2 separate regions of the Homo sapiens genome follow, and region 1 is linked to region 2. A link is a loop called in an ENCODE intact Hi-C map of the cell type or tissue named here. Cell type or tissue: natural killer cell. All regions are shown on one strand. Each heading gives the region's core, and the rest is flanking DNA. Links, peaks and the distances in the headings are about the cores only.

Region 1 (16,229 bases), core at 3,228-11,227, 150 kb before region 2:
TCAGGCAGGGAAGTGACAGGGAAAGCACCCGATCCTTACGTTGATGAATGAAGCATTGATGTAATCAGAATCTGGAACCCCTTCAACCGGTGTCAGGTGGACTCTAGAGTGGTCATCTAGGAAACAAACCAACAATATTTCAGTAAAATCAAAATTTATTTCTCACAGAACCTGACGCAACCAGGACAGTTGAGACATCTGTGCCTATGTGCACAGACTCACGCTTGTATAAAGATGCCACTCCAACAATATAACTCCAACAGTATAACAGCAAAAAATTGGGAATACCTTAAGTATCATTAGGGGACTAGTTAAATAAATTAAGATGCATCTACAATGTGGAATACTAAGTAGTTGAGAAAAAAGAAAGTTTCTTGACAGATGAACTGACAATATATACTATTAAAAGAGAGAAATGTGTACAGTATACCAATCATATTAAAAAATATGTATTATATATACACATACCCACACCCACACACATACACACATCCCCCTCCTCCAACATGTGCACATAAATAAGAAGACAAGGCCGAGCATGGTGGGTCACGCCTATAATCCTAGCACTTCAGGAGGCAGAGGCGGTGCATCACTTGAGGTCAGGAGTTCCAGACCAGCCTGGCCAACATGGTGAAACTCCGTCTCTACTAAAAATACAAAATTAGCTGGGTGTGGTGGCATGTGCCTATAGGTAGTCCCAGCTACTTGGGAGGCTGAAGCAGGAAAATGGCTTGAACCCAGGAGGTAGAGCCTGCAGTGAGCCAAGATCGTGCCACTGCACTCCAGCCTGGGTGACAGAGCGAGAAAGAAAAAAGAAAAAGACAAAAGTATCTGTAAATGCATAGTGTAGTGGTCCTAATTTTTTGGTTCCATACTTCACTTATAAAAATGTGAGCAGGCATCTCTAATACATGCTCATTTATTGATAAATTATGCACATATGCTAATGTATGATATACCCTGAAATATAAAATTTTTAGGGTCTAGATGTGGTGGCTCATGCACGTAATCCCAATTCTTTGGGAGGTCAAAGTGGGAGGACTGCTTGAGGCCAAGAGTTTGAGACCAGGCTGGGTAACACAGCAAGACCCTGTGTCTAAAAAATAATCAGCCAGGCATGGTAGATGCACCTGTAGTTCTAGTTACTCAGCAGGCTGTGGCAGGAGGATTACTTGAGCCCAGGAATTCGAGGATACATATCTATGATCACATCATTGCACCCCAGCTTGGGTGGCCCTGTCTCTAAAAAAATAAATGAAATAAAAAATTTAAAAGGATGAATTTTTAAAAGGCAAATATACTGGCTGGGCTCACTGGCTCATGCTTGTAATCCCAACACTTGGGAGACCAAAGCAGGAGGACTGTTTGAGGCCAGGAGTTTGAGATCAGCCAAGGCAACACAGCAAGACCATCTCTACAAAAAATTAAAAAAAAAACATTTTCACAGGTTCTGAGGATTAGGAATTTTTTTTTTTTGAAAAGCAAATATAAAAATCAAGTGAGGTTCAAACATCTTCCTCTCATATCTCATTAAATTATGCATATCCCATTCTGGATACCAATGGACTAGAAAAATGTCTGTTAGCTTATGGATCAACTGATTAGCAATGGCTAACTCTGGGAAGGGTTTATACAGAGAACTCTGCATTAGAATTTCTTTCAATGAATACCACAAAAAACCATCTCTACCACCACCATTACCCCCTGCTTCCTGCCTGATCCTAGTGAAGCTGTTCTCCAGGACCTCCTAGAAACTTTAGGCCTGACACAAAAATCCTCCTGGATCATCCTAATTGACTCTGAGTATGTGGGATCCATAAAGGCTCTTTCAGCCCAAAGTCTTCAACCTACTCTTATTTATTTATCTTATTTATTATTATTTATTTCATTTCTTTTACTTTATTTTTTTGAGACACGGTCTTGCCCTGTCACCCAGGCTAGAATGCAGTGACACGATCTTGGGTCACTGCAACCTCTGCCCCCCTGGGCTCAAGGGATCCTCCTACCTCAGCCTCCTGAGTAGCTGGGACGACAGACACACACCACCATGCCTGGCTAATTTTTTAAGGTTTTTGTAGAGATGAGGTCTCACTATATTGCCCAGGCTAGTTTCAAACTCCTGGGCTCAAGAGATTCTCCCACCTTGGCCTTCCAAAGTTCTGGGATTACAGGTATGAGCCACTGAGTACTGCCATGAACGCACTCTTGTTATTCACCCTGCTGTGCCCAATTGCAAGATTCTTTCCATCTTCAGAAAATCCCTCCAGAGATGTAATTTCAGGTTACATCCCAAGAAACACTAAAGACACTCACAAGGCAAGATGTTTACATATCGATTTTTTTCCTTGTTTTCCTCCTTGGAAGCAGCCTCACAGGTGGCCTGGATAGGACATGCAGGGAGAGCCTGAAAGGTTAAGAGAAATTAGAGGAATTATTAGCAGGGATAAACATCAAACATGCAAACTGCTGCACCAAACCCTGACCTGGTAGCATGTTCTACCTTTTCCTGGGGGGAAAAACATGGGCCCAGGTGAATACCTGCAGCCTAACACAGAGAATGCTCCTCTCCCCCGAAACAGCCACAAGCTCCTTAGAGTTCAACAACACAAGAATCCTCAGGGGGCAGAATGCCCTTTCTGTTATGTAAGTATAGCATGCTCTTTCCATGATTACTATGTGGTTAGCAGCCTGTTGTTATGATACTGGGCCAAAAGGGCCTACCCTTGTAAATTGGAATGGGGACATACCTGAAGGAATGGGCCATTTATCCTCATGCTAATTACCACCACACAAAGATGACATGCATCTCAGAGTGAACCACACAGGAAGGTTCTGGATGGCCAGCTGATTTAATCTCTTCCTAGGGATCTAAGGGGGCATGGCACCCCAGCCTCTAGCATCATGTGGCAAGGAAGCAAGGACTGGTGGGTGGGTGGGAGGGCATTCATATAGATGCAGCAGTTAAGAAGCAGAAGATTTGGGTGAGGTGACATTAAATTTGCAGCAGTTCTGGAGCAAATGTAGATTAGTTAGTGCAGGGAGGTTATCACACAATGATCTGACATGAGATAGTCTGTGTTTGTATGAACTTGAGCACATCTGTTAAAATTTCTAGGTCCAGTTTCCTCATCTGTAAAATTGGGGCCGGGTGAAGTGGCTCACGCCTGTAATCCCAGCACTTTGGGAGGCTGAGGCGGGTGGATCACCTGAGGTCAGGAGTTCGAGACCAGCCTGGCTAACAAGGCGAAACCCTGTCTCTACTAAAAAGACAACAATTAGCTGGGTATGGTGGTGCACACCTGTAACCCCAGCTACTCAGGAGGCTGAGGCAGGAGAATCGCTTGAACCTGGGAGGTGGAGGTTGCAGTGAGCCAAGATCACGCCATTGTACTCCAGCCTAGGCGACAGAGCGAGACTCCGTCTCAAAAATAAATAATAAATAAATACATAAAATTGGAACAACAACATCTGCCACATAAGGAAATAATCTCATGTGTAGCAAAGAATAAGTATTCAAATAAATGAGTTTTATCAGAGTGGGAAGCTAAATTTTATTATTTGATCTGTTCTCCTCTTGTATGTTTCATATATTCAAAATTAAGGATGAAAAAAGGAGCTGGGTGTGGTGGCTCATGCCTGTAATCCCAGCACTTTGGGAGGTAGAGGTGGGAGGACTACTTGAGGCCAGAAGTTTGAGACCAGCCTGGGCAACACAGCAAGACCTCGTCTCTACATTAAAAAAAAAAAAAAAAAAAAAAATAGCCAGGTATGGTGGTGCATGCCTGTAGTCCCAGCTACTCAGAAGGCTGAGGTGGGAGGAACACTTCAGCCCAGGAGTTCAAGGCCATGATTATACCACTGCACTCCAGCCTGAGTGACACAGTGAGACTCTGACACTATAAAAACAAACAAGAAAGCAAAAAGGGAGGCACTTTAAAATTCCAACACTAATTCCGAGTAAGTGACTTGGAAATTACATTTTATGAGCCTTAAAAAAACTTTTCAAAAATACTTTTTGGCCTAGCAACTTCAATTTTGAGAACATACCCTTAGGAAATAAAAATCTTTATGTCCTAATTATTTACTTCATCATTATTTAGAATGACCCAAAACTGAGAACAACCGTAGTATTCAGCAGTAGAGGAACAATTCATGCATTACTTTTCATTCATTCTTTCAACAAATATATATTTTGTACCTACCAGGCACTGGGCTAGATACAGAGCAAAGAGTGGGGAATCAAATATAAGTGCAGTTCTCGCCCTCAAGGACAATATAAACTTGTGGGTGAAAAGCAGACATTAAACAAATAAAACAAATACATATATAATTATATACCATGATGAATGCAATCAAAGAACAGAATGCTACTAGAGATGAAGTATCAGAAAGCACCAAATTTGGATTACAGGTGGGTCTCTCTGAGGAAGGATGAGTATAGAAAATAGTATTCCAGACACAGAGAACAGCATCTGTGGTAACCCAGAGGTGGAAGAAGGCTTGGTTGTGTGAGGAACCGAAAATCAGTGCAGGTATCACGCAGAAGGTGAGGTTGATGGGGATGGCAGGAGGAAGTAGGAAGAGATGAGCCTGGCAAAGTCAGATCATCCATTTCCAGGTAGGTCCTTGAATAGGGAGTTCAAATTTTATGTTAAGTGCATAAGGAAATCATTGAAGGTTTTTAAAGTGTGATCCATTTTCCATGTTAAAGAATTACTTGTTATTGTATGGAAAATGGACTAGAGAGGAGCAAGAAGAGAAGCATGGAAAAATGATGATACAAGGAAATGGATGCATTTGAGACATATTCTGGAATTAGAATTACTACATTTGGGCCAGGCGCGGTGGCTCACGCCTGTAATCCCAGCACTTTGGGAGGCCGAGGCGGGTGGATCATTTGAGGTCTGGTGTTCGAGACCAGCTGACCAACATGGTGAAACCCCATCTCTACTAAAAATACAAAAAATTAGCCAGGTATGGTGGCACATGCCTGTAACCCCAGCTACTTGGGAGGCTGAGGTAGGAGAACTGCTTGAACCCGGGAGATGGAGGTTGCAGTGAGCCAAGACTGCGCCATTGCACTCCAGCCTGGGCAGAAAGAGCAAAACTCTGTCTCAAAAAAAAAAAAAAAAAAAAATTACTACATTTGGAGATGGAATGAAGGCAAAAGTGGACTGGGAAGAGCAAGAGGCAGAAATGAAGAATGAACGTTTCTGTCTTTGATAATAATTTAAAAAAAGACTGAATAAAGGAAATGCCAACCCAAAGGGAACCAATTTTTTGTCAGATGGAAGCAAGAGTTTTTTGTTGTTTTTTTTTGGAGACAGGGTCTCGCTCTGTCACCCAGGCTGGAGTGCAGTGGCGCCATCATAGCTCATTGCAGCCTTGAACTCCTGGGCTGGAGGTATCCTACTGCCTCAGCCTCCTGAGTAACTGGGACTACAGGCACAGCACCACCATGCCTGGCTAATTTTTTAATTTTTATTTTTGTAGAGGTGGATCTTGCTATGTTGCCCAGGCTGGGAAGCAAGAGCTTTAAGAAAGGAGCAAATATATTTACTGGAAACCAGCATGACAGTGATAGGAGAAATTAAAGTGAAAGACCCAAAGATAGGGAAATTAGGACCTCAAAATCCATCTGCCCTCACCTACTCAAGAGATTTCCTTTCAGATTAAAACCCTGGAGGTTCTGCATGTTATTTTACTAACAGAGGCAATTACCCCTGACCCTATGCTGTGAATACCACAAAAGGAAGAAAAGATTTTCCTGGGCTGGACTCTTACACACGCAGTAGAGACCATTATTTTAGATCAGAATTTCTCAGTTCACCCACAGTTTGCATTCTCTTCCTTCACATAAGATTTCCACAGGTTTCCACCCAAGTACAGGGCAGGATGAGATGTCAGTTTTTTAAGCCCTGATGGCTAATCCAGAGGCACTAGTTTTCCTGTGCATCCCTTCTCTAAAATGTAGAACAGACGTAGGGACAGCAAGACTCTTGAAAACAGTCTTCAATACAAAAATGTCAGGAATAACAAAGACTACATCTCACAGCCCTATCAGCATCCCTAGCTCCCTCAGTCATGATAAAGAAAAACTAGGTCTCCAGGTGGACTAAGGCTCCTAAAAAGAGTCAGGAAGAAACAGGAGCCATTGTTTAACAAGAGAGAAGAAAGGGCTTGCCCTGGAGAACACAGCGCTAGATGCAAAGGTTCAGAATGAAGAGCCTGCGTCACGGATGAAAACAAGGTGAATCCTACTCCTTTTGGTTTCTACTCTGAAAAACCTAGCTCACAGAGCTAGGAAGGAGCAGCTAGAGCAGAAGTCTATAAAATGTTAAACTCTCTAGAAACACTAGGTGGCATCGAAGACCGTTTCATCTCTTGTTTAAGCCTTAACTGGAACCAAGGCTAAGTACTCATTCATTTTTTAAAGACATGTCGGTTAAAAAAAAATTTTTTTTTCACATTTGTTGATATTTATTTTTTAAAAAGTATCCATCACATAATTTAACTTAGAAGCTCTCTTTGGGCTCCTCTCCTTATATCCTCTTCCTTCCCCTCTCACTGGTAAACCTGAAGTTTTATAATTATCATTACATTCCTTTATTTGTATCTCATATTTTTTACATCCAAAACAATGTATTATTATTGCTAGTCTAGTTTTTGAGGAAAATGGAATCATGATTAAGTGGTGAGTTGCTTTTTTCTTTGGCTCAACATTACGTTCCTAAGATTCATCCTGGCTGCTAACTTCAGCTACTTTGTAGTGCTCCATTTGAGACGGTGTTAAAATTTACTTATCCATTCTACTACTGATGAATATTTGGGTTGTTTACAGTTAAAGGTCCTGCTTTGAGACACATTTTTGTATCTTTCTTGTGCATATGTGCAAGAATTTCAGGTATAGGTATCTTTAACCTTACCAGATAAGGCCAAATTGTTTTTCAAAGAAGTTGTACTAATTTATACTCCCACCAGCAATGTAGTGTTCCAGTTCCGTATGCTTATCAACATTTGCTACTGTCAGACTTTGTGTTAACTGATTTACATTTCTCTGATTATTAATGAGGTTCATCATCTTTCCATAGCATACTGGTCAAAAGAGTTTCCTCTTCCGTGAAGTACCTAGTCAAGTGGTTTCCCCGTTGTCCTACTGGATTATTTTTTTCAAAATGGAGTCTTGTTCTGTCACCCAGACTGGAGTGCAGTGGCGCAATCTTGGCTCACTGCAGCCTCCACCTCCTGTGTTCAAGCAATTCTCCTTCCTCAGCCTCCCCTGTAGCTGGGATTACAGGCGCCCGCCACCACACCTGGCTAATTTTTTTTGTATTTTTTTGTAGAGACAGGGTCTCACCGTGTTGGCCAGGCTGGTCTCGAACTCCTGACCTTGTGATCCGCCTACCTCAGCCTCCCAAAGTGCTGGGATTACAGGCATGAACCACTGCGCCCAGCCTACTTATTTTCTTAACAATTTGTAGAAGTTCTTTATATATTCTGGATACTCTTCCTTTATCAGTTACCTGTGTTATCTTTTACCAAGGTTGTGGCCTTCCCTTTCATCTTCTTTATGGTATCATTTATGAACAGAGGTTTTGCATTTTCATGTAAATTCATCAATCTTCCCTTTTATCAACATTTTAAGTCTTAAGAAATCCTTTCCTACTGTGAGATCAGAAGTATATTTTACTACATTATGATCTCTACATTTTATCATTTTTGTCCTTTAAATTTCAGTGTTTACAGCAACTGGAATTGGTTTTTGTGTTTGATATGTGACAAGCATTCAATTTCATTTATTCCCACAGGGTTACCAATGGTCCCAGGCACTATTTATTGTGAAGACCATCTTTTCCCCACCCAAACTGCAAGAGCATTTCTGTCATAAATAGGTTTCCACTTACAAATGGATCTGCTTCTGGGCTCTTTATTTCATTCCACTGGTCGATCTGTCTATCCCAGTGCCAATACAAAACTGTCTTAATTACTAAAATTTTATAATCTCTTTATATCTGGTAAGGCAGGTCTCCTCACCTTGTTCTTCTTCTTCAGGAATGTCTTGGCTATTCTTGAATCTTTTCTCCTCCATATAAATTTTAGAATCAGCTTGTCAAGTTCCACAAAAAAACCTGTTGGGATTTTTATTGGAATTGCATTGAATCTATATATCTTGGGGGAGAATTGACATCTTTACAAAATTGAGCCTCCTAATCCATTGATCCTATCTCTTCACTAATTTAAGCTATTTTCCTTTAATGTCTTCAAACATTTTAATAATTTTCTCTAAATTGTTAAATCCATTCCTAGGTACTTTACATTTGGATGCTATTGTAATTGGCACCTTTTAAAAGGTATTATTAGGTTTTCTGTTTGTGGCCTATGTATAGAAATGCATTAAATTTTTATGCTGCTTCTGTATCTAGCAACCTTGCTAATTCCATAATATGTCTGATGAATATTAATTCTATAATATGTCATATTAATTCTATAATGTCATATTTATTAATTATAAATATGTCATATATAATAAATTATAAATATGTCATATTTATTAATTCTATAATATAATATGTCATATTAATTCTATAATATGTCTGATGAATCTGTGGGTTTTTCTGAAGACAGTATTTGGTCTGTGAAAAATTTATATTTTGTCCCTTCCTTTGCAATCCTTATACCTTTCTTTTCTTGCCTAGATCTCCAGTACAGGTCTGAATCTCATTCACTTTTAAGTCTGAATCTCCTTTCAATACTCTCACCCAATAGTCACCAGTGACTGAACACTAGAGTGATGGGAAATTTACTACCTTCCAAGGTAGGTCTTGGAACAGTTCTGTTTAAAACGACCCAACACCCAGACACACAATTTCTTTTGCATTTCCCTCGTACTAAGCAATGTAAAACCCAGATGTCAGCGGGCATCTTTTCTGCCCCTTGCAAAACGCAAACTCCCAACTCTCTGGACAGTGGAATTCCAAAGCCCTTGTCACAGTTCCTGCTAATTCCCACAGGACTGTGACTCTGATTCACTTATTTTGGGACAACTCATCAATGTAGAGGCGATTTCACCCATCTCAACTCAGATGCCACACTCAGTCCCATCACTAGTGACACACACATGCCTTCTTCACCTGGCAATCTAAGAGATGTGAGGTCCTGAGGAAGGTCACATCTCACATCGCACAGATTCTGACTATTTCACTGGCTTCACCTCTTTCCCTCTTTTCTTTCTCTCCTATCCCATTCCTCTCAGGAGCTAAGCCTTTTTTTTTTTTTTTTTTTGAGACAGAGTCTCACTCTGGTAGCCAGGAGGCTGGAGGGCAGTGCGGTGATCACTGTAGCTCACTGTAGCTCCTGCAGCTCTATAAAGTTAGCACTATAGCTCACACTGTAGCCTCCAAGTGTTGGGCTCAAATGATTCTCCCACCTCAGCCCCCTGAGTAGCTAGAACTACAGGCATGTGCCATCACGCCTGGCTAATTAAAAAAAATTGTTTTGTAGAGATAAGGTCTTGCTACATTGCCTAGGCTGGTCTTAAACTCCTGGCCTCAATCTTCCCGCATTGGCTTCCCAAAGTGCTAGATTACAGGCATGAACAACTGCACCCAGCCAGAAGCTAACACAATTTTATCTTTTTGTTTCTTTTTAAACCTTGATAATGCCTTAAAGACCTCAATTTTCCCTGAAAATGGGGGCTTCTGAGTGGTTTTTCAAAGTATTTCTTTTGAATAAATTCAATGATTCCTAGAAAGACAAATGCTGGTGAACAAAAAAGCTCCAGCTTGTAATTAGGATGAAAGCCACAGCCTAGAACTTCTAATCAGGTGGGCATTCACGGAAATGCTACAGTCTCCTTTTAGCCTGTCACATATCTGAAAACAGCTGTCATGTCCTATGAGTGTTGTTCCTTTAGTTATTCACCCCCATGGTCCAGTTTCTCTCCAGAACAACATCCCATTTGGTGATATCCCTTTTTATAGAGACCTGACCACAAGACTCCTGACACAGTTCAAACTAGGCATAGGAACTTCTTTATTCTAGATGTTATATATCCATCGAAGCAAACTAAGTCCATTAGATTTATTTCCCATATTCAAAAAAATCTGCTTTAAAAATATTATAAAAAGAATATGCTTGTTTTAAGTCAAATAATTTAGTAGAAAACAAAGTTCCCTATTATGTCTCTCCTCTCTTCCAGCCCCCTTGTAGGCAGCCACTGTTGACAATTTGTAGTCTTTCAGACTTAAAAAAAAAAGCATTAACATACCCAAACACACACAGATATACATATTTTTGAAAACAAAAATGAAATTATCCCACATATGTTTTCTCACATAACAATATAACTTAGAGATCTATGTGAACACATTTATTTTAATGATAGTATAGAATATCATAATGGATATAAGAAATCATCTGGCCATTCTATTTGACAGATATTTGCGTTTTTATCTTCTTTGCTATTATAAATAATGCTGTCATAAACATCTTTGTACATGGCTTTTTCTGTTAAGAATCTCAGAAGCTTGGTCAGAAAACTCAAACATTTAAATAATGATTGGTACTGCCAGAATCATCCCTCCAATGCAATACCAATTTAAACTCCCCCACCTGTAAGTCTCTGCAGCCCCATACTTTTGTCCACATTTGATATAAAGCTTTTTAAATTTTCAAATCTGATAGGTCCAAAATAATGGTTAGCTTTAATCTGTATTTCCCTGATTACTAGATATAGTTGATCTTCTTTTCATATCTTTATAGACCATCTGTATTTCTTCTGTAAATTGCCAGTTTCTTGACTGGATTGTTTACCTTTTACTCACAGGTTTGTATATTCTGGAACATTCTTTGTCTACCTATGGCAAATAGATTCTCCCAGTTGGCCACTTTTTTACGACATCATTTGTCACAAAGATGTTTCACATTTTAATATATTTGCTATCTTTCAAACTTTTCCATTCTGGCATCTAAATCTTCTAAGTAGCTTAGAAAGGCCTTCCCCATCTGATGGTTACTAAAAATATTATTCTATGACAGTAGACACAAATTGGTTTGTTTGCCCTATGTGTTATTTCTCCTCTTCTCTCCCAGGGCTGACTGATCCAAACACAGTCATACCTGACTGATACTGAGCCAATCAGATTCTCTCCCAGGATTTTGAAAACTAGGAAGAAGCAGGGGCTTCCCTAGAAGGGCCCCAAAGCCACCAAGGTCGGCTCTACCTGAGACTTGGTACTCCAACTTACCTTCTGATTCTGCCAGCTCCTCCAGTGTCTTCCCAAATCAATAGTTCTGTTTGTTTTTGCTTAATTTAGTTGAGGTGACTTCTCTTGCTTTTAACTAGAGGACCTTAACTGATTTAGCAATTACTATCAGAGTGGGTTGTAGTTGAGAGACTGCTAGGGGAAACGTGGGTGATGTTACTGGGTTCAGATGGAAGGAAAGAAACTGACAACCAATTGCCAGGATGGGAAAGAGCAAGCTGCTCACAGTTCATAGCTGCACAACTACTATTTTAGTTATTGCTTGCAATTACCTGTGATGTGTTCAAGCTGGTGGTAAACGAGTAGGGGTGTCCCAATTAAAAGGAGAGGGGAAATGTTGAAACCAAGGAGTAGGATTACTTCTGACAATATTAGAGAACAAAACAAGAAATAACCCAGCTCCAATATCAAATGCTCACCTTGAAATGAAAACCCAAGACTCAGGGCCTTTACATTACTATATATGTATTTTGCTAAGTGAAATGTTAAGGTTTCCAAATTTTGCGAGTTGCTGAATTTTAATGCCACAGAATTCACATCTTTCCTGGGTTGCTCATGAGAAAGATAAGGCTTTAAGTGAGACAACAGAAATGATGATAAAAGAGAGGACCCAAAGAAAGTTAATTTCCAAAAATCTCTATTATGCTCTCTACTGCATCTTGCTGTCATGATGAAAACTGCCCCACAACCCAGCCTGCATTGCCCACACATTACCAGAATGCAAGCATAACATGACCTGAGGGTAAAATGCATAAATAAGGTAGAAAAGTAAAATGCTGGCCAGGCACAGTAGCTCATGCCTGTAATCCCAGCACTCTGGGAGACCAAGGTGGGAGGACTGCTTGAGATCAGGAGTTCAAGACCAGCCTGGGCAACACAACAAGACCCCGTCTCTACAGCGGGGGAAAAAAAGTAAAGAGCTAATAAATATCCAGAAGAAACTACAGGAATTCACTGAGCTGGATCATTACAAATGATAGGAACAATTGTTGATATAGATTTTGGAGACGTTATAACAAGGAAGGGAGAGTATGACTTGGTTAAAGCCAAATTTCTTTTCTTTTTTGAGATGGAGTCTTGTTCTGTCCCCCAGGCTGGAGAGCAGTGGTGCAATCTTGGCTCACTGCAACCTCTGCCTCCCGGGTTCAAGCGATTCTCCTGCCTCAGCCTCCCGAGTAGCTGGGATTACAGGCACTCACCACCATGCCCGGCTAATTTTTGTATTTTTAGTAGAGACAGGGTTTCAGCATGTTGGTCAGGCTGGTCTCAAACTCCTGACCTCAAGTGATCTGCCTGCCTCAGCCTCCCAAAGTTCTGGGATTACAGGCATGAGCCATTGTGCCCAGCCTGGATAAAGCCAAATTTCTAATTATGGTATGGTCAAAAGAACTTCTGCAGGTAGTGTAACAGCTCAGGTAACTGGCCATGGTTTTAATGTTGAGCTAGGCTCGCCAGTGGAAACCTGGACTGAATGCTGGATTTAGTGAGGTGATAATGAAAAGCCAGAAAAACCTGGGCACAAAGTAGAGGAGACCAGAGTGGCATATGGACTCTAAAGGCTCAGCCTTCTACTGACACCTTCAGTATGCCCTTGATGGGATCCACATCACATGCCTTGCTGAGGCTATACACTGGTGAGGAAAGCACTGGAATCTTTCAGAAGTGCTTTCCTGGCTGTCCTCAGCAGCGTGAGATGCTAGTGGAAGGGACTATTTCAAAATGGGATTCCTGATCTAAGTGGGCTAGAAAGACTGTTGGAGACCATGATCAGACGTTTATGGCTGTGAATAATTCATTGTGAAGCTCCCAGTAATGGAAACGGAAAGTAGCTTTCCAGGTCAGTTTAGGCAGCCTACTAGACCACCATGCTAGAGAGGGGGCCCCCTCATCCAACTCGTAGGCCTGGGTCATTTCAGACCCAGAACCCTTCAATAACAGGGAGGCCAGGCATCTGTAAGGAGGAACCCTGCCACAGCGCATTAACACACATATATTATAAACCTCCCTCCTCATCTTTTCTTAATAATCTGCAGATATTTGCCATGGCAACTGTACTAGGTAAAGGGAAATGCATCTTTTGGGGTCTGCTAGGTCCTGGCCTTGAGGTAGCTACTTGCTAGGAACTCAGAATGTCGCTAAGATATGCTAGTTAGAACGGAGCCTTTGCAGGCCAGCTGATGGAAGGAATTTTGGCCTGAGGTGGCTTCACATTAGGACCTATTAATCTATCTAATCTATCTTACCTGTCTGTCGATCTGTCTGTCTGCCTGCCTGCCTGTCTGTCAGGGCCTCCAAAAGGGAGGGAAAGAAACTAGATGCTCCCGGCTCTGTGAAGTTGGCTAGACCTCCCTCTGTGCCACCTTGATTTTCAATAACATTGGCCATTAGGTAATGCCCAAAGACACACAGATTCCCTAGCCCACTGGATAAGAACCATCACAGAAAGAGCAAATGTAAGCTCCTAGAGCAGTGATCTCTTTAGCAAAAGGCGAAGTCTCCATGTGAACCGCAGGATCTTAAGTGCTACAGAAGACTTTGCAGATTTGCAGTTACTTTTCCAGACGTACTCTACTTTCTGCAGATTAACATATAACTCCTGGTACCTAGACTACTGCTAGGGGTAAGTGTGTGTTCTTTTTAAGTTGTGTGGACTACTTGAAGCAGTTTTTCTTGCTCATGGCAAGAGCAGCCTCAGTGATAAATCATCTTGACCTTTCTGTGTTGTGATCTGGTTCATCAAGATTTTGTCTGTTTCACAGGACATTACCTTGACAACTATGCTAATGACATCAATGTGAGACATGAAAAGCAGGAAGTTATGTATCTTAGATGTACATGTCAGACATAAAAATACAGTGGCCTGCCACCTCAGCCAAATTTTCTGAAAGTCAAAGGCCTGCAGCACGTCAGGGTATCTCCTCCAACATAAAAGACAACTTGTTGCCCCTTGCCCCACCACCCCTCTCCTGCTAACAAAGAGGAGCAATGCTTGCTGGGCCATTTTGAGTTTTGGAGACAGCAGATACCTTATCCTTGCATCCAACTCTGATCTCTCAATTTAATCCATCTAATCCATCTGATCAATCAATCAATCTACCTACCTACCTACATAGAGACAAGATCTTGCTCTGTCACACAGGCTGCAGTGCAGTGGTGCAATCACAGCTCACTGCAGCCTCAAACTCCTAGGCTCAAGCAATACCCCACCTCAGCCTCCCCAGTAGCTGGAACTACGGGTGCATACCACCATGCCCAGCTAATTTTTTGAAGAGGCAGGCTTTCGCCATGTTGCCCAGGCTGGTCTTGAGCTCCTGGACTCAAAGCAATCTGCCTGCCTCATCTCCCAAAGTGCGAGGATTAAAGGCATGAGCCACTGTGCCCAGCCTCTGACCAATTTATTGAGTGATCTGAAAAGAGAAAGTGCTCCTGCTGATCCAGGCCACAGAGAAATAAGCTCTGGTAGATTGTATGGAGCTCTAGAGTGTTTGTAGTAAGGTAAACAGAAGAATCGTAATATTTGGATATGGATATAAGACCATGATCCTATTGGTAAGACCATGCTCCTAGCCTAGTACTGGGCTCTAGGGTAGAGACTGCAAGCCTGATCACAGACAGGTATCCAAATGACTTCAACTCCCCATCGTAAACTAGGGGTTTTTTTGTTTGTTTTGTTTTTTTGAGATGGAGTTTCGCTCTTGTCGCCCAGGCTACAGTGCAATGGCGTGGTCTCGGCTCAATGCAACCTCTGCCTCCCGGGTTCAAGCGATTCTCCTGCCTCAACCTCCCGAGTAGCTGGGATTACAGGCATTTGCCACCATGCCTGGCTAATTTTTGTATTTTTAGTAGAGACGGGGTTTCACCATGTTGGCCAGGCTGGTCTTGAACTTCTGACCTCAGGTGATCTGTCCAACTCAGCCTCTCAAAGTGCAGGGATTACAGGCATGAGCCACCGGGCCGGTCTCGTAAACTAGGTATTATGAGATTCAATTAGCCATAGATTTGGACATGCCCAGCAGAATCCCATTATCAGCTGGAAGTGATCTCTATAAAATGCCTACCACACAACCCACTGCCGCAATAGATACTTCTGACTTCCTATTGACATCAACAGTTAACTGAAGAAGAAAAAGTCCGGCCTGGTATATAAACTGCTTGGTGAAACATGCTGGCCCATGCTGGGCTGGAAGTAGACTGCTATGGGGTATACTACTTAAGTGATGGCTTTGAATGTGTATAAAAGAGAAATTCTCCTAGTGAAGAGAACTTCAAGCAAATTATCACACCACTTATCTCACTGGAAGTCAGGATCTAAACCAATCGCTGGGTAGTGGATAACTAGCACAAGAAAGAAAATATTTATGTTCCATGTGAATGCTCACAAGATGGCACTCATTGCTAGAAACCCAGGTGATGATGGTCAGCCCTTTCCCTCACTACCCTAGTGCTGGCCCAATGAGCTCGTGAACACGGTTGCCATGGTAGCACAGCAAATGGCTCTCACCACAATATCTATCCGAATTTACCTGTCATGCCTCCAGGAATACCATCACCATCCAGGGATTTACTGAAATACCTTACCATGGAGTCTCAGGGAATATTACCTCCAAACAAATAATTCGTTTCATGCTTATGTAAATTTAATGTTATGGAAAAAGAAAAGAACTAATTTGTCAGAAAAAAAGTATAGTAATGGGATCACATACCCCATCACCCAGAAGCAGTTGGCATTATAGATTACAAAACAGTACAATGCCTAGCACAGATCCAGCTATGGTACTGAGGCTGGAGTGCTGTCTTGTGAGATGTGGTAAATTTTTTTTTTTTTTTTTTGAGATGGAGTTTCACTCTTGTCGCCCAGGCTGGAGTGCAATGGCACGACCTTGGCTCACTGCAACCTCCGCCTCCCAGGTTCAAGCAATTCTCCTGCCTCAGCCTCAGACTTCCAAGTAGCTGGGATTACAGGCA
Region 2 (8,000 bases), core at 1-8,000:
GCATGAGAATTGCTTGAACCTGGGAGGCAGGGGTTGCAGTGAGCCAAAATTGTGCCACTGCACTCCAGCTTGGGCGACTGAGGGAGACTCTGTCTCAAAAAAAAAAAAAAAGAAAAAGAAAAAGAAAAAAAAGTTCATATAGGGGAAAAAGATCATCTGAAAGAGGAAATACCACAAAATATTTAAGAACATTTTGAAAATATGAGAACAGATGTATACCAGATACACACACTATATAAAATTAATTAAAACTATTATTTTGGCACAGGAATGTGCAAATAGATCAATGGAAGAGGATGGCGTCTAGGAAAAGATCTCAGAATTGAGCAAATAATAAAGCTAGCATTTCAAATTGGTGGAAATTGATACTTGAAACGAGACTATGGGCCATATAGGAAGAACCACAATAAATGCTATTTCATTATTTTACTTCTGTGTTAATATACAGAAAAATGCTCAAGAGACTTCCATACTAAACCAGACACAGTGATTACCTTTGGGGAGGGTGGTAGATGGGGTAGACACCTGCGGAGCTGTCCACTTTTATACTACAAGCATACATCATTTTGTTGCACTTTGCTTTACTGTACTTTTTACAAATTGAAGGTTTGTGGCAACACTGAGTCAAGCAAATCTATCAGCGTCATTTTTCCAACTGCATGTGCTCACTTCATGTCTCTGTGTCACAATTTGGTAATTCTCGCAATATTCCAAACTTTTTCATTATTATTATATCTGATATGGTGATCTGTGATCAGTGATGTTACTACTATAATTGTTTTGGGGTGCCACAAACTGCACCCATACATGATGGTGAGCTTAACGGATAAATGTTGTATGTGTTCTGACTGCTCCACCAACGAGCCGTTCCCCGATCGTCTCTCTCTCTCTCTCTCTTCAGGCCTTCCTATTCCCTGAGACACACAGTGTAGAAATTAGGCTAATTAAAAACCCTCTAACTGTTCAAGTGAAAGAAGAGTGGCAAATCTCTCACTTTAAATCAAAAGCTAGAAACGACTAACCTTAGTGAGGAAGGCACGTTGAAAGCCAAGACAGGACAAAAGCTAGGCCTCGTGTGCCAGTTAGCCAACTTGTGAATGCAAAGGAAAAGTTCTTGAAGGAAATTAAAAGTGCTACTCCAGTGAATACAGGAATGATAAGAAAGCAAAGTAGCCTTTTTGCGGGTAAGGAGAAAGTTTTAGTGAACTATGTATAAGATCACAACATTCCCTTAGGCCAAAGCCTAATTCAGAGCAAGGCCCTAACTCTTTAAATTCTATAAAGGCTGAGACAGGTGAGGAAGCTGCAGAAGTTTGAAATTAGCAGAGGTTTGTTCATGAGGTTTAAGGGAAAAAGCCATCTCTGTAATGTAAAAGCACAAGGTAAAGCAGCAAGTGCTGACAAAGAAGCTGCAGCAAGTTATCCAGAAGATCTAGCGAAGATCATTGACAAAGGTGGTTGGCTAAACAACAGGTTTTCAATGTAGACAAAACAGTCTTATATTGGAAGAAGATGCCATCTAGACCTTTCATAGCTAGAAAGAAGTCAACACCTGGCTTCAAAGCGTGTAAGGACAGGGCTGACACTCTTGTTGGGGCCTAATGCAGCTAGTGACTTTAAGTTGAGAACAGTGCTCATTTACCATTCTGAAAATCCTAGGACCCTTAAGAATTATGCTAAATCTACTCTATCTGTGCTCTAGAAACGGGATAACAAAGCCTAGATGACAGCACATTGTTTACAGCATGGTTTACTAAACGTTTTAAGCCCACTGCTGAGACCCACTGCTCAAAAAAAAAAAAACAAGATTCCTTTAAAAACATTACTGCTCATTGGCCAGGCGCGGTGGTTCATGCCTGTAATCCCAGCACTTTGGAAGGCCGAGGCAGGCAGTTCACAAGGTCAGGAGTTGAGACCAGCCTGGCCAATATGGTGAAACCCCGCCTCTACTAAAAATACAAAAATTAGCCGGGCATGGTGGAGTGCGCCTGTGGTCCCAGCTACTCGGGAGATTGAGGCAGAGGAGTCACTTGAACCCAGGAGGCGGAGGTTGCGGTGAGCCGAGATTGCACCACTGCACTCCAGCCTGGGTGACACAGCGAGATTCCATCTCAAAAAAAAAAAAAAAAAATTACTGCTCATTGACAACGTATCTGGTCCCCCAAAAACTCTGATGGAGATGTACAAGGAGATTAATGTTGTCTTTATGCCTTCTAACACAACATCCATTGTGCAGCTCATGGATCAAGGAAAGAGTGATTTCAATTTTCTTTTTCTTTCTTTCTTTTTTTTTTTTGAGATGGAGTCTCACTCTGTTGCCCAGGCTGGAGTGCAATGGTGCAATCTCAGCTCAACGCAACCTCCACCTCCCGGGTTCAAGCAATTATCCTGCCTCGGCCTCCTGAGTAGCTGGGACTACAGGCATGCACCACCATGCCCAGCTAATTTTTCTATTTCTTTAGTAGAGACAGGGTTTCACCGTGTTGGCCAGGCTGGTCTCGAACTCCTGACCTCAAGTGATTCGCCTGCCTCAGCCTCCCAAAGTGTTGGGATTACAGATGTGAGCCACCACGCCCGGCCTCAATTTTCAAGTCTTATATAAGAAATACATTTTTTTCTTTCTCTCTCTCGTTTTTTTTGTTTTGTTTTGTTTTGTTTTTAGAAAGACATTGTCTTGCTCTGTTGCCCAGGATGGAGTGCAGTGATGTGATCATGGCTCACTGTAGCCTTGAAGCCTCAAACTCCTGGACTCAAGTGATGCTCCAACCTCAGCCTCCTGAGTAGCTGGGACTACTGGCGCATGCTAGTGCACTTGGCTAAAAAATTTGTGTGTGTGTGTGTGTGTGTGTGTGTAGAGACGGGGTCTCTGTTGCCAGGCTGGTCTTGAAATCCTGGCCTCAAGTGATTCTTATACCTTGGCCTCCCAAAGTGCTGGTCTTACAGGTGTGCACGACCATGCTTGGCCTAGAAATACATTTTATAAGGCTATAGCTGCCATAGCTAGTAATTTCTCTGATGGATCTGGACAAAACTGAAAGCCTGGAAAGGTTTTCAGTGGTGCAATCTCAGCTGGAAAGGAGTCACCATTGTAGATGCCATTAAGAACACTTATGATTCATGGCTGGGCACGGTGGCTCACACCTGTAATCCCTGCATTTTGGGAGGCTGAGGCAGGCAGATCGCCTGAGGTCAGGAGTTCAAGACCAGCCTGGCCAACACGGTGAAACCCTGTCTCTACTAAAAATATAAAAATTAGCCAGGTGTGGTGGCGGGTGCCTGTAATCCCAGCTAATCAGTAAGCTGAGGCAGGAGAATCGCTTGAACCCGGGAGACGGAGGTTGCAGTGAGCCGAGATCATGCCACTGCACTCCAGCCTGGGTGACAGAATGAGACTTCGTCCCAAAAAATAAAAAAAATAAAAATAAAATACTCTTATGATTCATGAGAGGAGGTCAAAATATCAAAATTAACAGGAGTTTGGAAGAAGTTGATTCCAATCCTCATGGATGACTTTGAGGGGTTCAAGACTTCAGTAGGAGTCTCTGCAGATGCAGTGGAAATAGCAAGAGAATCAGAATTAGAAGTGAGGCCTGAAGATGTGACTGAATTGCTTCAATCTCAGCACTTGAACAAATAAGGATTTGCTTCTTATGGATGAGCAAAGAAAGTGGGTTTTTTTTTTTTGTTGTTGTTTGTTTGTTTTGAGACAGAGTCTTGCTCTGTCACCCAGGCTGGAGTGCAGTGGCACGATCTCGGCTCACTGCAACGTCTGCTTCCCAGGTTCAAGCAATTCTCCTGCCTAGGCTTCCTGTAGCTGGGATTACAGGCACCCAGCACCACACCCAGCTAATTTTTGTATTTTTAGTAGAGACACGGTTTCACCATGTTGGCCAGGCTGGTTTTGAACTCCTGGCCTCAAGTGCTCTGCCCACCTTGGCCTCCTAAAGTGCTGGGACTACAAGTGTGAGCCACCATGCCCGGCTGAAAGTGGTTTCTTGAGATGGCATCTACTATTGTGAACACTGTTGAAATGACAACAAAGGATTCGGAGTATTACATATACTTAGTTAATAAAGCAGCGGCGTGGTTTGAAAGGATTAACTCCAATTTTGAAAGTTCTATTTTGGATAAAATGCTATCAGACAGCATTGCATGCTACTGAGAAATCTTTCATGAAAGGAAGAGCCCACTGTTGTGGCAACTTCATTGTTGTTTTAAGAAATTATGATAGCCACCCTAACCTTCAGCAACCACAACTCAGATTAATTAGTAGTCATCATCACTGAGGCAAGACCCTCCACCAGCACAAATACTACACGTTGCTTAAGACTCTGATAATCACTAGCATATTTTAGCAATAAAGTATTTTTAAGTTACGTACTTTTGTTTAGACATAATGCTATTGCACACCTAATATACTACAGTATACTGTAAACATAAAACTTTTATATGGACTGGGAAACCAAAAAAATTCATGTGACGTGTTTTGCAATATTCATTATATTGTTGTAGTCTGGAACTGAACCCATAATATCTCCAAAGCATGTCTGTATATACTTTGGCATTATTTGAATTTACAACCCATATGCATTTCTTTTGACATTCTATAACTAAAATCATTGGGTGAAAAAACATCTGATAGGAAAATAGATATTCATACAAATCTAGCATGCCAGTTATCAACGCATTGCCTCTCAGCTCCAAATTCACCCTTTAACCCATGTTCTGTGGTAATGGTCAGCATTCCTTTAAACATTTCTCCTTTATAGTGAGCATGTTAAGCTTTCTCAGCAGAGGGCGCTGGAAGGACACTGCACTAGGAAGGGGCCCTCCTGTGCTTCCAGGGTTGGTGGTCAGCCAGCAGTCAGGGTGTGAGAATATCTAGTACTGCTCCGCCCCAGCCACACATCCGCAAAGCATGGTCCCTCAGCAACATCGCAGCACTTTCCGGATCACCTTCTCAAGCTGTCTGGACAGACGCTGCACTCCAGGCTTCCTGCCCACACCAGGTCCCCACTTCCTCTCTATACCAAGATGCCTGGCCACTGGCTGCATCCTGCCTGTGCACTAGTGTTTCCACCAATGTCCTCTGCACACCTGTATGCCCAGCCACAGGTTTTTTGAGACAGCGTCTCGCTCTGTCGCCCAGGCTGGAGTACAGTGGCACGATCTCGGCTCCTGCAAGCTCCGCCTCCCGACTTCACGCCATCCTCCTACCTCAGCCTCCTGAGTAGCTGAGACTACAGGAGCCTGCCATCACGCCCAGCTAATTTTTTTTGTATTTTTAGTAGAGACGGGGTTTCACCGTGTTAGCCAGGATGGTCTCGATCTCCTGACCTTGTGATCTGCCTGCCTCGGCTTCCCAAAGTGTTGGGATTACAGGTGTGAGCCACCTCGCCCAGCCTGTGTGTTTTTTGTTTTTTTTTTTTGAGACGGAGTTTTGCTCTTGTTGCCCAGGCTGGAGTGCAATGGAGCAATACCGGCTCACTGCAACCTCTGCCTCCCAGGTTCCAGCAATTCTCCTGCCTCAGCCTCCCAAGTAGCTGGGATTACAGGCACGCACCACCATGCCCAGCTAATTTTGTAGTTTTAGTAGAGATGGGGTTTCACCATGTTGGCCAGGCTGGTCTCAAACTGGTATCGTTAGTAGAGACGGGGTTTCTCCACGTTGGTCAGGCTGATCTCGAACCCCCAACCTCAGGTGATCTGCCCACCTCGGCCTCCCAAAGTGTTAGGATTACAGGCGTGAGCCACCATGCCCGGCCTACCTTGCCATATTGACACTGTGTGTTGCAGGCCTCCTGCCTGCACCAGCACTCCCATTCACACCGTCCACCTAACACCCCAGGCTGAGAGTTGCAGCTTGCCTACGTCTTTACATCCCTTGTGGCCTCAGAGGGTTGCTTCTTGCTTGTCTGATATTATAGACCAGCTCCAACCTGGGCAAACCAACTTCTCTGCCATCCAGTGGGCTGCAACTGTATTTTTCCAACGAGGTCTGAACCCTAGCCTGAAGACAGGCTCCCTCTTCCAAGTTTGTCATTCCTTGGGTACTCTTCCTTGGCCCCAGGCTATCATAAAATTTTCTTATATCTCATATTCTTTTTCTTTTTTTTTTTTTTTTTTGACAGTCTTACTCTATCGCCCAGCTACAGTGCAGTGGTGTGATTGGCTCACTGTAGCCATGACCTCCCAGGGCTCAGGTGACTCTCCCACCTCAGCCTCCTGAGTAGCTGGGACTACAAGTGTGCACCACCATGCCCAGCTGTTTTTTTTGTTTTTTTTTTGTAGAGATGGGGTTTCACCATGTTGCCCAGGCTGGTCTCAAACTCCTGGGCTTGTGTGATCTGCCTGCCACGGCCTCCCAAAGTATTGGGATTACAGGCGTGAGCTACCATGTCCAACCATATCATATACTCCTTTATCACAGTTAAATAATTTTTTTCTTTTTCTTTTTCTTTTCTTTGGAGATGGCGTCTCACTCTGTTGCCAGGCTGGAGTGCAGTGGCAAAATCTCGGCTAACTGCAACCTCCACCTCCCAGGTTCAAGCGATTCTCCTGCCTCAGCCTCCCAAGTAGCTGGAACTACAGGTGCACACCACCACACCCAGATAATTTTTGTATTTTTATCAGAGATGGGGTTTCACCACGTTGGCCAGATAGTCTCGATTTCTTGACCTCATGATCTGCTCACCTCGGCCTCTCAAAGTGCTGGGATTACAGGCATGAGCCACTGCATCCGGCCTTTTTGTTTTGTTTTGTTTTTTGAGACAGAGTTTCGCTCTTGTTGCCCAGGCTGGAGTGCAGTGGCACGATCTGGGCTCACTGCAACCTCTGCCTCCAAGGTTCAAGGAGTTCTCCTGCCTCATCCTCCCAAGTAGCTGGGGATTACAGGCGCCTGCCACCACGCCTGGCTAATTTTTTGTATTTTTATTAGAGATGGGGTTTTGCCATGTTGGCCAGGCTGGTCTCGAACTCCTGACCCCAGCTGACCCACCAGCATTGGTATCCCCAAGTGTTGGGATTACAGGCATGAGCCCCCACACCAGGCCAATAATTCTTTATATTAAACTTTCCATGTTAAGTCTTCTGACTGGACCCAGACTGGTACAGACTTGGTATAGAAGGAATAGTCCCAGAAGATAGACCCCCTAAAGATGGGATTTCGGAACTGGCTTGGTGTTGAGCTCTGTCAATGGAAAACTGATGCTATAACCCACTGTATGCACTTGCATCACAATTCATCAAGCCTGCAGTTTACTGTGGTGAAATGGTAACTGAAACATGTGCTGTAGGAGTGACTTCTATATTTGCCAGTGTGGCAGTAATGATGACTTTATAGATGGTGGCATGGGATGGATTGTTTTGAGTGCACTTGAACATTTACAAAGAGAAAGTGATCTCAGGTCTGTTAACACTCAGCTTGAGTCATGTTCTGAGAAGCAGAAGTCTTCTCTAACAGCACCCACCCCCCCCAAAAAAAATCTTATTTCAACCGGGTGCAGTAGCTCACATCTGTAATCTCAGCGTTTTGGGAGGCAGAGGCGGGCAGATCACCTGAGGTCAGGAGTTCAAGACCAGCCTGGCCAACATGGAGAAACCTGTCTTTACTAAAAATACAAAATTAGCTGGGCGTGGTGGCGCATGCCTGTAATCCCAGCTACTCAGGAGGCTGACACAAAAGAATCGCTTGAACCCAGGAGGCAGAGGTTGCAGTGAGCCAAAATCGTGCCATTGCACTACAGTCTGGACAATAAGAGCAAAACTCCGCCTCAAAAAAAAAAAAAAAAAGAATCTTATTCCTTGTAGCCACATAGCTGCTACTGCTGAAAATCAAACACAAATTTGTGTGAGTTGTTGAATTACAACAGCTGAATTCCCCCAACACACCATTTCTCATGTGAAAATTAGGGTACTGATAGGAAACAATGAGATCCTGAAACTTGGAAGAGGGATATCTGGTTAGATCCACATGAAACTGACAATCTTGAACTCCCAGG

The links. A loop is a pair of places that touch in the nucleus more often than their neighbours do. Peaks named below come from ENCODE experiments on the same cell type or tissue, not always from the same donor. Only the 100,000 strongest peaks of a DNase experiment are listed, where the experiment ranks them.
Region 1: a loop joins it to region 2, with 4 times the contacts of the local background. A loop is called at or near these places in 15 of 110 quality-filtered maps.

Annotation. Positions count from the first base shown.
Region 1 is chr20:2,991,231-3,007,459 of GRCh38, reverse strand. It overlaps PTPRA (protein tyrosine phosphatase receptor type A), which reads right to left. Exons shown (of 24, transcript NM_001385305.1): 10 at 2,314-2,404; 11 at 40-116. Among named protein-coding and RNA genes, the nearest start is that of GNRH2, 44 kb to the left of the region's middle. In natural killer cell, for the core only: a CTCF peak has its summit at 6,373 (motif pointing right); a DNase peak (open chromatin) is centred at 6,359.
Region 2 is chr20:2,849,092-2,857,091 of GRCh38, reverse strand. All of the region lies in intron 1 of VPS16 (VPS16 core subunit of CORVET and HOPS complexes), which reads right to left. Among named protein-coding and RNA genes, the nearest start is that of VPS16, 12 kb to the right of the region's middle. In natural killer cell, for the core only: CTCF peaks have their summits at 4,619 and 4,818 (motif pointing right); a DNase peak (open chromatin) is centred at 4,861; H3K27ac peaks cover 604 bases.